2 separate regions of the Homo sapiens genome follow, and region 2 is linked to region 1. Evidence: chromatin contacts called from ENCODE Hi-C or POLR2A ChIA-PET data. All regions are on one chromosome and are shown on one strand. Each heading gives the region's core, a stretch centred on a gene start or an enhancer-like site at or near the end of the contact. The rest is flanking DNA. Distances are from core to core; before and after follow the strand shown.

What was found. A loop is a pair of places that touch in the nucleus more often than their neighbours do. ChIA-PET counts read pairs that join two places held with the same protein, here RNA polymerase II (POLR2A). Pooled maps may share reads with other maps.
Region 2: a map of gastrocnemius medialis shows a loop between it and region 1 (10-fold over the local background). The contact joins the enhancer-like site here to the promoter of SLC36A2 in region 1. A Hi-C loop is called at or near these places in 4 of 168 maps with a recorded cell type or tissue (gastrocnemius medialis, psoas muscle and sciatic nerve) and 3 of 50 pooled maps. POLR2A ChIA-PET finds 5 or more read pairs at or near these places in 1 of 52 experiments (MCF 10A).

What each region holds. Positions count from the first base shown.
Region 1 is chr5:151,342,835-151,350,262 of GRCh38, reverse strand. SLC36A2 (solute carrier family 36 member 2) reads left to right here and starts at 2,704. Exons shown (of 10, transcript NM_181776.3): 1 at 2,704-2,966; 2 at 5,996-6,086; 3 at 6,665-6,753; 4 at 7,280-7,375. The coding sequence starts at 2,803. It also overlaps a transcript of SLC36A1 not described here. RefSeq lists an enhancer at 2,278-3,191.
Region 2 is chr5:151,379,749-151,387,176 of GRCh38, reverse strand. All of the region lies in intron 5 of LOC105378234 (a long non-coding RNA gene), which reads left to right. It also overlaps a transcript of SLC36A1 not described here and the pseudogene LOC100419720. Among named protein-coding and RNA genes, the nearest start is that of SLC36A2, 36 kb to the right of the region's middle. Within about 2 kb of position 3,448, at least 2 of the 41 ENCODE cell types and tissues checked have a DNase peak (open chromatin) inside an H3K27ac peak, as active enhancers do; they include gastrocnemius medialis and psoas muscle, where a contact is called at or near this core.

The DNA.
Region 1 (7,428 bases), core at 1,455-3,954:
GAGCTTGGCACATAGAATAGACTCAATACATGTGAGTCGCTATTATCATTATTATTTAGATGGGGGTAGAAGGAGTCACATTCATCAGCCACAGACTATGAGGAGGTACCCGGGGCCGGGGGAGGGTGGTGGTGGTGGTGGTGGTGAGGATAGGGTGATGAATTTTCATCCAGGTAGGGGTTTCATTTTGTCTCTGAAGTCTCTGACTTCTAGCCCAAAGGAGTACCAGTGATCATTTCTACCAGATTATACGACCTCAGGCAAATATTTCCCAGCTCTCTGCCTTGGTTCTCTAATCTATTAAAAAAGAAGCAATTATTCCCACTCCATAGAACAGTGGACTCAAACTTCAGCTAGTATCAGAATCACCTGATGAACTTGGCAAAAATAACATGGCACAGATTCTATCCTACTTCAACAAGTCTGAGTCTCTGTTCTTTATTATCTCTTCAGATGCTTTGATACACACCACGTTTTAAAAGTGCCATAAGCCATGAAAGGAACAAGGCTCTGTGTTTACTCTAAAGGATCATAGGAGATTATTATCATTATTTACATCCCATTTGCTCCACTCTTTTTGGAGATGTCTAGTGGGCAGGCTGTCTTTTCACCAGTTGCCTGCCCCACCCAAGAAAAGCTGGCCTGCATCTCAGCGTTACCAAACACCCCATCCAAGCCCTTGGGGTTCTCATGCCTTTGGAAGTCATCTACAATCTAGTATCCATCTTGCAAAGGGGACACTGGAGTTTGAAGGGGAATAATATCTTTCCAAGGGTTGCCACAGCTTCATAGTTAGAGCCATAGCGGAACCCAGGGCTTCGGATGCCTGGGCCACTCGTGTTGGAAGGGCTTATTTTGGACATCCCCACCCTAGGAGAAGACCTCCTGCCTGCTAACATGTGGTGCAATGAGTTGGGGTGTGGAGCCCCACCCTACAAGCTTTTTTTTCACTGACGATGCCTGGGAAGAGCTCTGGCCAAACACTGATATTCCAGCCACCCCTTTCCAAAAGGCCTGAAGATAATTCAGAGTTCTTCTCAAAACCTGGAGAGGAAGGCAAGAACTAGCTCATATCTAAACATAGCAAGCTCCTCAACAATCTTATTACTGACCTTGCTCGAGCAGGAACACAGAGCTCCACCTGCGACATCAAATCTGAGATTACAAATTTAAATTGTGGAATCTCAGGCTGTAAACGAGCAGGTCACAGGATGCAGCCTGCTACTTCACAGACCAGTAATACTGCCATGTAATGGTGCCAGACAAGGGAATAACACTTCTCAAATCACAGCAAGTGTTTCAGTTGATTCAGGACAAGAAGCTGGCAGGGTGGGGCCAGCATTAAAACAAAGGAGACAGTGCTGTGGTCAAAGCTGCAGGCTTCAGAAAAAACAAACAAACAAAACAAAAAACAAACAACAACAACCAAAAAAAACCTGGCTAGCGGGGAGTTCGGATTTACCGAGTTCCAGCTGTGACCTCCAGCAAGTTATTCTTTTCCTCTCTGAGCCTCAATTTCCACATCTGTAAAAACAAACTAACAAAGCTAACCCACAGAAGTAGCCAGGCTTTGTGGAGCTTGAAGCTTATCCCATGGAGAAGGGGAAAGTAGTGGTAAGGAGGACCTCTTTAAGAAAAAAGCAATACAAAATTGTCCATTCAAAATTGCATACAGGACCTTGGAAAGAGCCCCATGTAAGGGAGGGGCCTGACAAATCTGTCTTGGATGCTACCAGTTAGCAGTGACATTAGCTAAGCAAAGCTTGTGGCATGTAATAAGCCCTTAAGAAATGTTAGTTTTGGGGATGAGATGATGGAGGAGAGAGTGGTATGGCTTGAGTCAAAAGCTGTAATTTTGAGGGAGGAGGAAATTTTGGCCTGTTCATCTGCACTGAAGCAGAGATAATGACAGAGAGTGGGATACTAGAGAAACGCCCAAGACCATCTTTAGCTGCAGAGTTCTATCCTGGATTTCATGTGTGACCTTAGACAAATCTCACCACCTCCTGGCGCCAGTATCTTGCCCAGCAAACTGTGGCTGGGAGTCATACAATCTCAGCCTCTTCCCCGTTTCCAGAAGAACACTCTTTACTCACTCCATGGAGCCTCACAAAAGCTAAGAATTAATTAGAGATGACTGAGTGACTGTCCCTTTTTTGTTCCAATTTAAGAATGGGGTGCTGCAAGAAGGGATGTCTTACAGCAGACTGTGGAGCCAGTGAGACATGGAAACCTCTACCCTGAGATGAATAAAAGGAGAGGGATTTGTAGGTATTTTCTTGGAGACAGAAATAGGTTACTGGTTGAAAACCTTGACAAATTGGGCTAGGTTCCAACTCTGTCACTTTCTAGCTATCTGACCTCGGGCAGATTCCTTTACTTCAAGAAACCTCAGTTTTCTCCTTACTTAATTGATAGGGTTAAATGAGAAAATGTAGATAAAACACTTAGAGGATTGCTTATCCCTTAGTACAGGGCTTAATAGATATTTGTTATTAAAATTATCAGTATAATAGTTATCATTATGATTATTATTAAGTAATACCAATACGAATGGGTGATGCCTTTTCCAAATCCCTCCTTCCTCTCCTCCTCTTCCCAGGAGTCCTCGTCCACTGGCTTCTCCAGGCAGGAAGAGGTGCCCTCCAGGGAGGTGGGCGGGGCCTCGTTCCAGCTTGGCCAGAGCCAGCCCGGGCACACACCACTGTGCTGGGGTGTACATCTACACTAGACACCTTCCTGCTTCCCTCCTTCCAGAGCAGACCTCTTTGTCACCCCGAGCTCCTTGTTTCTTAAGCAGTCATGTCTGTGACAAAAAGTACTGAGGGTCCCCAGGGAGCCGTTGCCATCAAATTGGACCTTATGTCGCCTCCTGAAAGTGCCAAGAAGTTGGAGAACAAGGACTCTACATTCTTGGATGAAAGTCCTTCAGAGTCAGCAGGCTTGAAGAAGACCAAGGGCATAACGTGAGTGCTGTTTTCTGCCATCCCTATTTCTGCTTTCTAGCCTGAAGCTTGCATTGGCAAAAACCCTGAGGTGGGTGTGTCTGACCCTCAACCCACTGTGCAGATGAGAAACCAAGGTTGCAAAAGGTGCAGTCATGGGCTGAGTCAAGCTGAGGCAGAAGTAAAGGCTGTCAGAAAAGCCCTTAGGGACATAGTGATCCAGATCCCAAAAGGCACAGGTGGGGAAACTGAGGCTCAATTACCCTGGACCACATACTGAGTCATTGGCAGGATAAGGGCTAGAATTCAGTGCTGGCCCTAAAGCCACATTTTTGTTCCTGGCCAGCGATGTTAAGATTGGGGATAGAGGTAGAATCCCTAACTACTTGGAGGAGAAGGTGAGTCCTGAGCTTAAAACCACAGTGGCCTCACTGACCACTAAGTATTTCCTCCTCCCTGCCTCCTTCCTGCAGTAAGCCTGGCCTCTACTTCAACTGAGAAGCATAGATGACTCTAAAAAACACACTTTGTGGAAAGTTCTAGTTTTTTCCACTTTCCAGGGAGTGGGGAGTGGGGGTTATTCACAAGGCTTCCAAAACATAAAAAAAGAGGGAAGCCAAGCTACAGGGCTGCAGCTCCCTTCCCCACATCTGACCCCACCACCCAACCAGACTTGCTAGTTTACTTAGGAACAAAAGGTGTGGGGTGTGGTAGTGAAGAGGTTCTGCTGCTTTAAGAAGAAAGTTTTTGCACCACTAGATAGTAGAAAGAGCACTGGACAGAGAATCAGAAGGCCTGAGTTCAAGTGGTTTCTCTGCTCCTTCTCTAAGTTCCAGTTTTCTGACATGCAAAACAGGTGGCAGTGTGAACTAAAGGAGGGTGCATGGAAACAAAATCGGAGGATGTGTTTCTCGGGGGTGCACTGCAGGGAGGGACTGTAAGGGGCAGGCAAAGCCCCTCCCCACAGCCATCCAGCAGGACAATTTAGGGATGGACACAGTGACTGGCCCTGCTGCCTGTGCTGTCGCCCCAGGGCTAGTCCTGGAAGTTGCTAAGTATTAGTGACCCTGAGAGTGTGCTGTCTGTAAGTTGGGGCCAGCCACTGCTAAGTAGAGGCATTTTCTCAGTCAGAGGCCTTGAGGGAACCACCTGTCTCTTGTGTCCTGAACTGATACAAGGTTTGATGGCAATTTCAGCAACTTAAGGATCAAAGGAATAAAGCAAGTGAGAGCTAAAGGGAGACACGTGGCTTGGGGAGAAGCCAAATAACGGGCTGAGTAAGCGTGGCAACGATGGGGTTGGCTCACCCAGACTCGAATTCCCACTTAGCTGCTTACCAGCTAGAGCAAATGCTGGAACTTCTTTGTGTCCAGTTTCTCCTCTGTCAATGATAGTTCTCTCCTCCTGGGAGATTTGAGCATAAATACCCCAGACACAGTGTCTGTAAGTGTTGGCTGCTGTGAATAAGATGACAGTCCAAGGTGACCAAAAAGAAAGGAGTTAGAGTTGGAGCCCATGTCTCCCAACTCCCAGTTTGGTGCTTTGCATGACTTACCGCACTATGTTTTCAAGTTGGTTGAGTGGCCCAAAGTTAAATTCTGATTTCCTAAGTACTTTAGTTAGAAATTTCCAAAGTAACCCGCTGACCCTTTCCTAGTTGCAAAACAAGCCCATTGCTAGCCTGGCGAGTAGGGTGTAGTGCTCGGTCAGCGATGTGGACACCCACAGGGAGAAAGGCATGCAGGGACTCTCCACCCCCTTTCTCCCTCGATTGTTCTCTTTAACCCTTGATGAATCTATGTACAGAGACTCAGGAAGCTAGAGGGTTTACAGCTTCAATATGAAGCTTCCTGAGCCTCTGCCCATAGATTCTTTTAAAATAGCATCTTTTAAAAATAGCATCACTCCTGACATTTACAGAGGGTCAACAAAGTTGAACACGTTGCCCAAGATGACACAGCTAGTTAAGTCGTGGCCTTGAGGTTTAATCCCTGGTTTGTCAAATCCCAGAGACCGGGCTCCTTTCAGAGTACCTCTGTTGTTTTACAAAGAATAAGTCTCCTAACCAGAAGGTTCTCATGGGGAATTTCCAAGGTTTCTAAAGTTGCACGTGTAAACCCCATGCTCGCCTTGACTTAACCTGGTACAGGTACAAAAACGTGTAGAAATAGGTTGTTTTGTAATTCCGCTAATAGAGTGCCTCCCTGGAACATTTTTTCTCCTGATGGTTTAGACTTTGTCCTCCGGGCAAACCTTCGCATTTGTCTTAAAGGAAGGGTCTGAGTTTTTGTTTGGGGGAGGGGAGGTGTGCACTCTCCAGCCTTGATGCCCTGGGCTGAGAAAAGAAATCCCTCTGGAGCCCAATCCCTGAATGGTTATGCCCCGCCAGACCTCATCTGGGGACCCAGTCATCCGACCTGTTTATTCAGAAGTCACAATGATTTTTTGTTTCTGCCTGCCCTTTCCCCTTTTCTCTGTGTTCAAGCCTGTCTCTACTACTAGTTTTATGACATTGAGCTAGTTTCTGCCCCTCTCTGAGCCTTCATTTCCTCAGTTATGATATGGGGTTGTTTCTTTACTTACGCTGTCTGAGTTTATCTCTGGGAGGCAGCTCAGCAGAAGTAGGGGTGAAGAACAGGGACTCTGAAGCAGCACTGTGTTAAATCTTGGCTCCCCAATATATCCTGGATAAGTCATTAACAAATCTCTGTGCCTCAGTTTCTTCACCTGCAAGATGATAATCGTATCTTTGTCAGAGCCTTGACTAGAAGATTAAATGAGATAATACTGATTTAAAGCACCTAGCACAGTGTCTCATATAGTAAGTGTTGCAGCATATATTGAGTGTTAGCTGCTAAAACCAGGACAGTTCTGGGCAAACTGGGATGGTTGGTAACCCTACAGGAGACCCAGATGTGCCAGGCAAGGACTCATGGACTGAGAGATGGCTAGGAGCCCGCCTATCAGGTGCTGGCATGCTGCAAGGGAATCACCGCTGGATCTTCTCACCTCCACACACCCATACTTCACATCTCCTTCCTCTCCTTTAGAGTGTTCCAGGCCTTGATTCACCTGGTGAAAGGCAACATGGGCACAGGGATCCTGGGACTACCCCTCGCTGTGAAGAACGCGGGCATCCTGGTAAGAGAGGCGCCACATGTGGGGGCTTTATGGTCAGTTGCAGAAGGGAAGTAAGAGGAGAGGCTCTAGCGGTTTAGCAACCTGTGGTGAGCAGTCTTTCTGGGACACAGCTTGGTGCGGGGTTAGGGTCTAGACATCTAGCCTGGGTTTGAGTTCCGGCTCTGCCACAGACTTTAGTACCTTTGGTAAGTCATTTGCCTGCTCTATGGGCCTTAGTTTCCTCCCCTGTAGAATGCAAGGATTGGACTATGCCCAGTTTTCCAAGTATGCTCTATAGAACACCAGGTCCCCTTGGGGATGTTTCAGGGGCCACAAAGGGCACACATGGTCAGGATTCTCTGTCCCCCTACTCCCATCAGTATACCCCATTGTAATTGCTTTATGTGCTTTATTGGAATATTACTTGAGGTCATATTTGAAAGAATAGCTGTTGCTGCTACAAAAGGGCTTTAAACCCAGTTTGCTAGAGAGTTCTTTGAGTTCTGCATGATATCAGCACTACCAAGCCCATCTTGCAGTATTCTTCATAAATGCATTCTCTTCTCTCCTCCCTCGCCCCTTGCCTCCCCTTCCTCCAGATGGGCCCACTCAGTCTGCTGGTGATGGGCTTCATTGCCTGCCACTGTATGCACATCCTGGTCAAGTGTGCCCAGCGCTTCTGTAAGAGGTGAGGAAAACAGCCTCCTTGTGTCAATTCCTTTGGTGCATGGTTCTCAGGGATAGCCCAGAAACATCCTATGCATAATAGAAATTTACTTCTTAGTTTTCTCCAATAAGGCCAAGAAAGAGTGAAGAGCATTCAGGGGCAGGGAGCTCAGGTGAGGCTCTTCTGCATGGCTCCTTAGGAGATCTCAGTCAGGCTATTGTGCTTATCTGGTTGGCTCCTCTGGAAATTGGGCATAAACTATGCAGAGAATGGTCACGAGAATCCAATGGGATCATGGATATGAAAACTACCGTCCCCGTGCAAGGTGTGCATTAGACTCTTGCTGTGTAGTCTCCGCCTCATTTAACAGGTAAGGAAAACAAGCCACTGAGGAATTACTGCTGAGTGTCAAAGCCCGAGGTCTCTGCCCCTGTGTTCTTTCTGCTCTTTAGCTGTGTCCTGCCTTGTTCTGTGTCTCCTGACTTTTGACCATGTGAGTTTAGGCTAAACTATCTCTTGGAAACCGTTTATGCACTCTCTCCTGCAGGCTTAACAAGCCCTTTATGGACTATGGGGACACGGTGATGCATGGACTAGAAGCCAACCCCAACGCCTGGCTCCAGAATCACGCTCACTGGGGAAGGTAACCTGTTCTTGCTTTGCCTGCAGTGGGGTAGGACACAGGAGGAGAAAATG
Region 2 (7,428 bases), core at 2,199-4,698, 36 kb before region 1:
TGCAGTTCTATGTCTCTGCCAAGATCATTGTGCCTGTCACTGTTTCCTGGGTGTGCAAGTGCTGAACCCTCATGGTAGACTTGGGCATTGGCTCTGCCATGCTTTGTAAGACATGTGAGTAAAAGGCAGAAAGATTTGCTTCTTTTCTGTCCCTCCACCAGGCCCCAGGAGTTTACAGGAGTTGGGCCACCAGGACCTCCCTAGAGCAAGTGCAACATTCCAGGCTTAGTAAATGTTTGTGGAATTAAGCTGAACCTAAGAGAAGCACATTGGTTAGGTTCTTTGGAGGCAAACAACAGAATATAACTCTGGACAACTTAAATTAAAACAAATGGATTTGAACATGCCTCACAGAGTCAAGGGAAAGCTAAAGAAGCAGACATTGAGAAAGACAGGGACCGGGCAGAGCCTGAGACTGAAGTCAGTGGGACTGTGCCTCTGGGATGAATTTCCACCAATTGTTTTCTGTTCTTGAGTGCAATGCTCAAGACGCAAATTCTATGGAGAGAGTGTCCAATTGCACAAGCCCATCTGTTGGGCAAGGAAAGTCAGGGCTTTTTGATTGACAGTGCCACCAAGACACCCATGCAGTGAGAGGGATGGTATCTCAAAGCAAAAATGGGTTCTACACCAAGAATGGGGAATTGATGAGTGTTAAAAGCAACAGATGTCCACACAAGTGGACATCACATGACAGAAGTCACCAGGTAAGGGTAACTGTGAAAAACAGGATGGATATGACATTAACCAAGTTAGAGAAATGGTCAGAGTTATTATCTTCAAATACTAAAAGTAGTTAAAGCTCTGGATCAGGAGGAAACTAAGTTCAAATTAAAGTTTGTATCTCTCAAACTTCTCACTCAGTAGTGCTTATTCCAACCTCAGAGTATAAGCCATTCCACACTTGCCATTTATAGACATGAAGCCAGCTTGGTGAACAGCCAGTAGGGGACCCTGAAGATCTGACAACAAAATATAAAGCCAAAAAGATACAGAAGGGGCCGGGTGCGGTGGCTCATGCCTGTAATCTCAGCACTTTGGGAGGCTGAGGCAGGTGGATCACGAGGTCAGGAGTTTGAGACCAGCCTGGCCAACATAGTGAAACCCCCATCTCTACTAAAAATACAAAAAAAAAAAGTTAGCGAGACGTGGTGGCGGGCGCCTATAATCACAGCCACTCGGCAGGGTAAGGCAGGAGAATCACTTGAACCTGGGAGGCGGAGGTTGCAGTGGGCTGTGATCGCGCCATTGCACTCCAGCCCGGGAGACAGTGCAAGACTCTGTCTCAAAAAAAAAAAAAAAAAGATACAGAAGGAAACCTCTGTTCTTAAAAGGTTTCATATTAGAACCTGAACAATGACCCATAAACTTCCTAGAATTGTGTGCAAAAATGGTATGTAAAGGTAGTTGTTGCTGTTTGTTTGGTTTGGTTTTTGTCTCTTTTTTTATTGTTTTGTTTTATTGTTTTTTTTATTGGGGTGTTGCCCTAAGATTCCCTAGTTCTCCCCATTTTGGCAAAAGGGGCTGTGAAAGGTTTTGCACTTCTGCCAACAAAGAGCTGCCCTCTCAGATGGTCTCAGTCAGAATCTGCTTCCTCAGAGCTACCTGGCCCCATCCTGGCCACTATTACTACCAGAGACAAGGATGAAAATGTAAATCATTTCTCAATTTGGAAAATGAGAATTTGTTGGAAGCCCTCTAAGGCATTTCCAATTTGGATGGCGATTCTGGGTTTTTTCCCCTTGGAAATTCCTAGGAGCCCCACAGTCTGCTCAAAGAACAAGGTTTAAAAATGTGACTTTCTCTCCCTGCCTGACATGGCCAGGTGGGAAGGGTAAGTGAGTGACTGAGCAGGGGCCATGCCCAGAAAACAGCACATGGCTTAGTCTAAAGTTACCCATCTCCAGCTAGAGAGGGTCCATGCTGGGTCATTTCCAAGTCTCAAAGAAGCCAGGAATTTTGGTTTTGTGTATGTCTGTGCAACTTTTCCAGTTTTTAAATAGTGGCAGCTAATTCAAAAAGCGTGGTACTCAGGTGGCCAATTTGCAACCAGGACCTAGATTTTATTCCCAAGGTATTTATGAAGGCCTTTAAGCACCCTCCTGCCCCTCTTTCTCTCTGTCTCTCTCTCTCTCTCTCACACACACACACACACACACACACACACTCTCTCTCTCTCTCTCACACACCCACACACACACACATACACACCTCACTTAAAATAAAATTGCCTAATAAAACAAGTTTCTTTCTGCATCTTTTTGACTTTATATTTTGTTACTGGAAGATCTTCAGGGTCCCCTACTGGCTGTTCAGCAAAATGGCTTCATGTCTGTAAATGGTGAGCGTGGAATGGCTTATACTGTGAGGTTGGAATAAGCACTAATGAGTGAGAGGTTTGAGGGTTGCATATTTTAAGCTCAACATAACAAAGAGCTTTTTTATACTGGGTGAGAAGAGTATAGTGAGTGCCCGATCTCCGAAGGTATTTAAGCAGAGGCAGGACAACCACTTTCCAAGAGAGGAATAGTTTTGCTATATAACCTATGAGAAGCTCCTTCCAAGTCTGAGATTCTCTTCTTTGGTTTTCTTTATAAGTGAAAATCAAAAATGAGTGATTAAATTACTGAATCTGAAGGATGATGCTTTTGAGCTATTGTCTGATGCATTGTAAACTGCAGATTATAGAAGGCATGAAACATATATGTTTGCCTTGAAAATATTCACTCTAGATGTGTAAACTGCTAGCTCTCATTTGTTTTAAATATACAACCCATAGATTTCTCTTCCGGCATTGTTTCTTCCTGGCTCACACCTAATATGTAAGAACTGTTTTGGAGGCACCCTGAGTCAGACCTCTCAGGCAAGTAACTAATAATTCATGGAGCACAGATAAGGAAACTGAAAGTGCTTCTAGAGCCAACACCCGGAAAGGAGAGGATACATGTTGGATCTCCCAGAAAGTTAGTTTCAGAGCAAGGACTAGAACACAGGTCTCCTGATGCCCAATCTAGGGTGCAACATGTTATGCAGCTCATACTAGGAGATTTTTTTTTTGGAAGATACAAACATTTTAGAGAGAATAATTTGAAGAATTTCAGAAATGAAGACATTTGCCTTCATGGCATAGGGTTCTTTTTTTTTTGTCACAAAACACTATGATTTTATTAGCAACCACATATGTATCATTTTCCACTACGTTTTACAATGGACTTGTTTCACAGAGAAGGTGAACTAATTCTAATGAAATACCAATAACGTACCTTAAACAAGTAACATGTTGCTGAAAAAAATTTAAGTTAAAGGCTGGGTGCGGTGGCTCACGCCTGTAATCTCAGCACCTTGGGAGGCCGAGGCGGGCAGATCACCTGAGGTCAGGAGTTTGAGACCAGCCTGGCCAACATGGTGAAACCCCGTCTCTACTAATAATACAAAAATTAGCCAGGCGTGATGCCAGGTGCCTGTAATTCCAGCTACTTGGAAGGCTGAGGCAGGAGAATTGCTTGAACCTGGGAGGTGGAGGTTGCAGTGAGCCGAGATGGTGCCACTGCACTCCAGTCTGGGCGACAGAGCGAGTCTCTGTCTCCAAAAAAAAAAAAAAAAAATTTAAGTTAAAATGCACTACATTATGTAGTGCAGAAAAAAAAGTGCAGCTGGCAATTTAAGACATGATAACAATGCTGAATCAGTAGTGTTTGGAGTGATATATTTTGCCCATCTTTGGCCAATCCTAGAGTAGTACTCATCACAAGCTGTATGACAAATGTGAACATCATAAGCTGTACGACAAATGTGAACTAATGAGGCTACAATACTGCAGACCAAATAGAACCATTCTAGAGTCAGTTTCACAATGAAATACTCCACCCCCGGCCTGGAAACAGTGATCTGCTGTCGTTGCTATCCTGCTGTGGCACCTATCCCTGCTGCCGTATTTATTACCAGATCAGGTGTCCTCCAGCCAGCCAGCTTCCAGGACAAGTGGTGCCCAGTGAGTCACAACCCAAAGAGGAACAGCTGCAGGTTACCGATTTGTATTCCTGTACATACTCAACTTGGGTGGCAAGGATTTGCTCATTTAACTTGAATATATTTACTTCTAAAAAGACTGTGGGCCGGGTGCGGTGGCTCACTCCTGTAATCCCAGCACTTTGGGAGGCCGAGGTGGGTGGATCACGAGGTCAGGAGATTGAGACCATCCTGGCTTTAATGCTGTTTTCAGATATCCCCATTCCTAGTTTTAGAGGCAGCCATGGAATATATAGTCTCCTCTGGCCTTGGGGTCAGGAAGAAAGGGAAATCTATTCATAAAAGGAATTTAAATTCTGGCCTTGGCCTCTCAAACATGCTTCAAGTGAAAGATGGCTCAACTAACAGGTTCCTCCAGGCAAAATTATTCTGGTACCAATGACTCACTCATGTTGTCACTCACGGCCATAAAGAGAATGGTTAAAGCAACCTAGGTTTTCTGAGAATCAGATTTGGCGCAATGAGTTGGGGTACTATGTGCCACAATTGATTTCTTTAACACAGGCTCAAGCACATGTGCCCACATGCACACTATGGTTACACACCAGGGCAGAACCTTCTTAACAAGAGAGTCTCCAGCACATCTTTCCAAGATGCTAAGTTGGTGGGGAAAACACACTTTGCACTCATTTGGCTGATGACCTAAGCAGGGTCTGGGAAAAATGCATTTAACCCCATCTTTGATTCCTTGCTTCTATGCTAGAAGACTAACACATCTATCCCTACTGAGCAAGGAGCTTGCCTGGAGTCAGGGCATTCTCATCAAAAGGCATCTTTGATATTTTTGAGCTGGCGCATGGCCAGATCTACAGGGAGGCTGAACTTGAGGCTGCTGAGGCGACTGTGCAGGTTGAGGGCACTCTCAAAGCCTGTGTGTGCTATGTAGCTCCCAGGCTGGTAGTGAGTCTCGATGAGTGACCCGCACTTGCAGATGAGGTTCACCCAGGACATCAGACGCTGCTCATTCAGTGCCATGCACACCAAAGCCTTCAATTCAGAGTCTGCACTGTGCTTGAAAGGGTCGTGCTCTGTCAGCACCATGTGGATGACTGTCAGTAGGCTCTCTTTGGGGGTTACATCAGTGCCTCCTGTAACAGGAAGGGCAAAGACTGGGAGAGCTCCCGGGCTGGGCATAAGCACTGCCATTTTTAGCATGGTAGTACTGTAACCCCCCAAGGGGTTCACCTTGCTGACTGCCTAGACAGAGCAGATTCATCAAGACAAGGGAATTGCGACAGAGAAAGAGTAATTCACACAAAGCTGGCTTTGCGGGAGACCAGTCTTATTATTACTCAAATCGGTCTCCCCAGGCATTTAGGGGCAGTTTTTAAGGATAACATGGTGGGTAGGGGGCGGGGCCAGTGAGCCAGGAGTGCTGATTGGTCAGGGTTGAAATCACAGGGAGTCAAAGCTGTCTTCTTGCACTGAGTCAGTTCCTGGGTGGGGGCCACAAGATCAGACAAGCCAGTTTATCAATCTGGGTGGTGCCAGCTGATCTGTCAAGTGCAGGGCCCACAAAATATCGCAAGAACTGATCTTAGGACCAGTTTATGGAGGGTCAGAATCTTGTAGCCTCCAGGTGCATGACTCTTAAACCATAATTTCTAATCCTGTGGCTAGTCTAGTCCCCAGATAAGAAGGAGGTCTGCTTTGGGAAAGGGCTGTTACCATCTTTGTTTAAACTATAAACTGCAAACTAAGTTTCTTCCATAGTTAGTTCAGCTTGTGCCCAGGAATGAACAAAGATGGCTTGGGGGTTAGAAGCAAGATGGAGTCAGTTAAATTAGATCTCTTTCACTGTCTCAGTCATAATTTTACAAAGGCGGTTTCAGTACTTTACAAAGAGCTCCCAGGGGTGCATGGGCTCAGGGGCTGAGGAGAAGGCTGGCAGCAAATGAGCAATAGGAGCCATGATGAGGCTCATTCCTGAGGAGGAGGCATATAGTCCATGGGCTAGCAGGTCCCTCACAGCCACCATCAGCTCCTTCCACACAGCCATGGCCAGCTCATCCTTGCCTGCCAGAGAGAGGTCCTGGAGGATGGCAGAGGTGGTGACATGGTCGTGTGGCTGGTGCCTCAAGGCTAGCTGCTTCTCTCTGTCCACTGACACCTCCCGCCTCTTCAACAAGAGAGCATAGTCTGTCAGCCTGGCCCCTCTGTTATAGGGTTGGAGGGATCTGGCCTGTCACACAACCAAATTAGCTAACAGCAAAATCTGGAGCATTGCCAATGCTTGCGGCATCAGGTGCAGCCCCGTCCCTTGGACTTTCTTCACATCCCTTGCCTTTGTTTTGCTGTGTCCTGGAGGCAGTGGGTCTGCTGCTGCCAGTTCTGGTGGAACCATTTCCTGTCTTCCCAGAGGCCTTGCGCTCACAATGTCCACCATCTGTCTGCAAGGGGCTTCCCACTTCATCTTGGATGAGGTCGATGGACATCTAGAGGTCTCCGATCTGAGTTTTCAGTTGCTCAACCAACTGATCTTTGACTAGGGCTGGGTTGACGATGTGAGCCACTACTGCATCTACAAACTGACGAAGTTCTTCAGTGGACAGGGAACTGATGTCCTCATTCAGACGCATGTCCAGTTTCTTTATTAACTTGTCTAGGATCACCCACTGTCTTTCCAACACACGAACTGCCGCAGGGCATCATAACTGCTCTTGGATAGGCACATGTTTCCAAGTCATCTAGCTAGGTCTTGAGCTACAGTATCCATTCTTTCTGCTTCTTCCTTTGGGTTTCCACACGCTCTTGTTTTTCCTGCTCACTCTGGTCCTCGCCCCACAACTGTGGCCGGTCTCCTGGCAGCTAATTTGTATGTTTTTGGTAGAGAGGGCGTTTCACCACGTTGGCCAAGCTGGTCTCGAACTCCGGACCTCAGGTGATCCGCCCGCCGCAGCCTCCCACCTAGGGTTCTTTTTAACATTTCCTTATTATCCTTTTAATGTCAATAGGATCTAGAGTGATGTCCTATTTTTCATTTCTGATATTGGTAATCTGTGTCTTCTTGTCTTTTCTTTCTTGAATAGTCTGGTAGATTTTATTGATCTTTTCAAACAAATAATTTTCTGGTTTATTAATTTTCCTGTATCGTTTTTACACTGTTTTCAATTTTGTGCATTTTTTCTTCTTTTTCTCCCCTTCACCTTGCTTTGAGTTAATTTTTTTTTCTAGTTGCTTGACATCAGAGTTTAGATTATCGATTAGAGACCTATTTTCTTTTCTAATATAAGCACTTAATGCTATAATATTTCTTGTATGCCTGCATTAATATAGTTGCTAGCCACATTGAGCGCTTGAAATGTGACTAATCTGAATTGAGACGTGCCATAAGTATAAAATAAATATTAGATTTTAAAACTGTAGTACAAAACATGTAAAATATTTTAATAGTTTTTA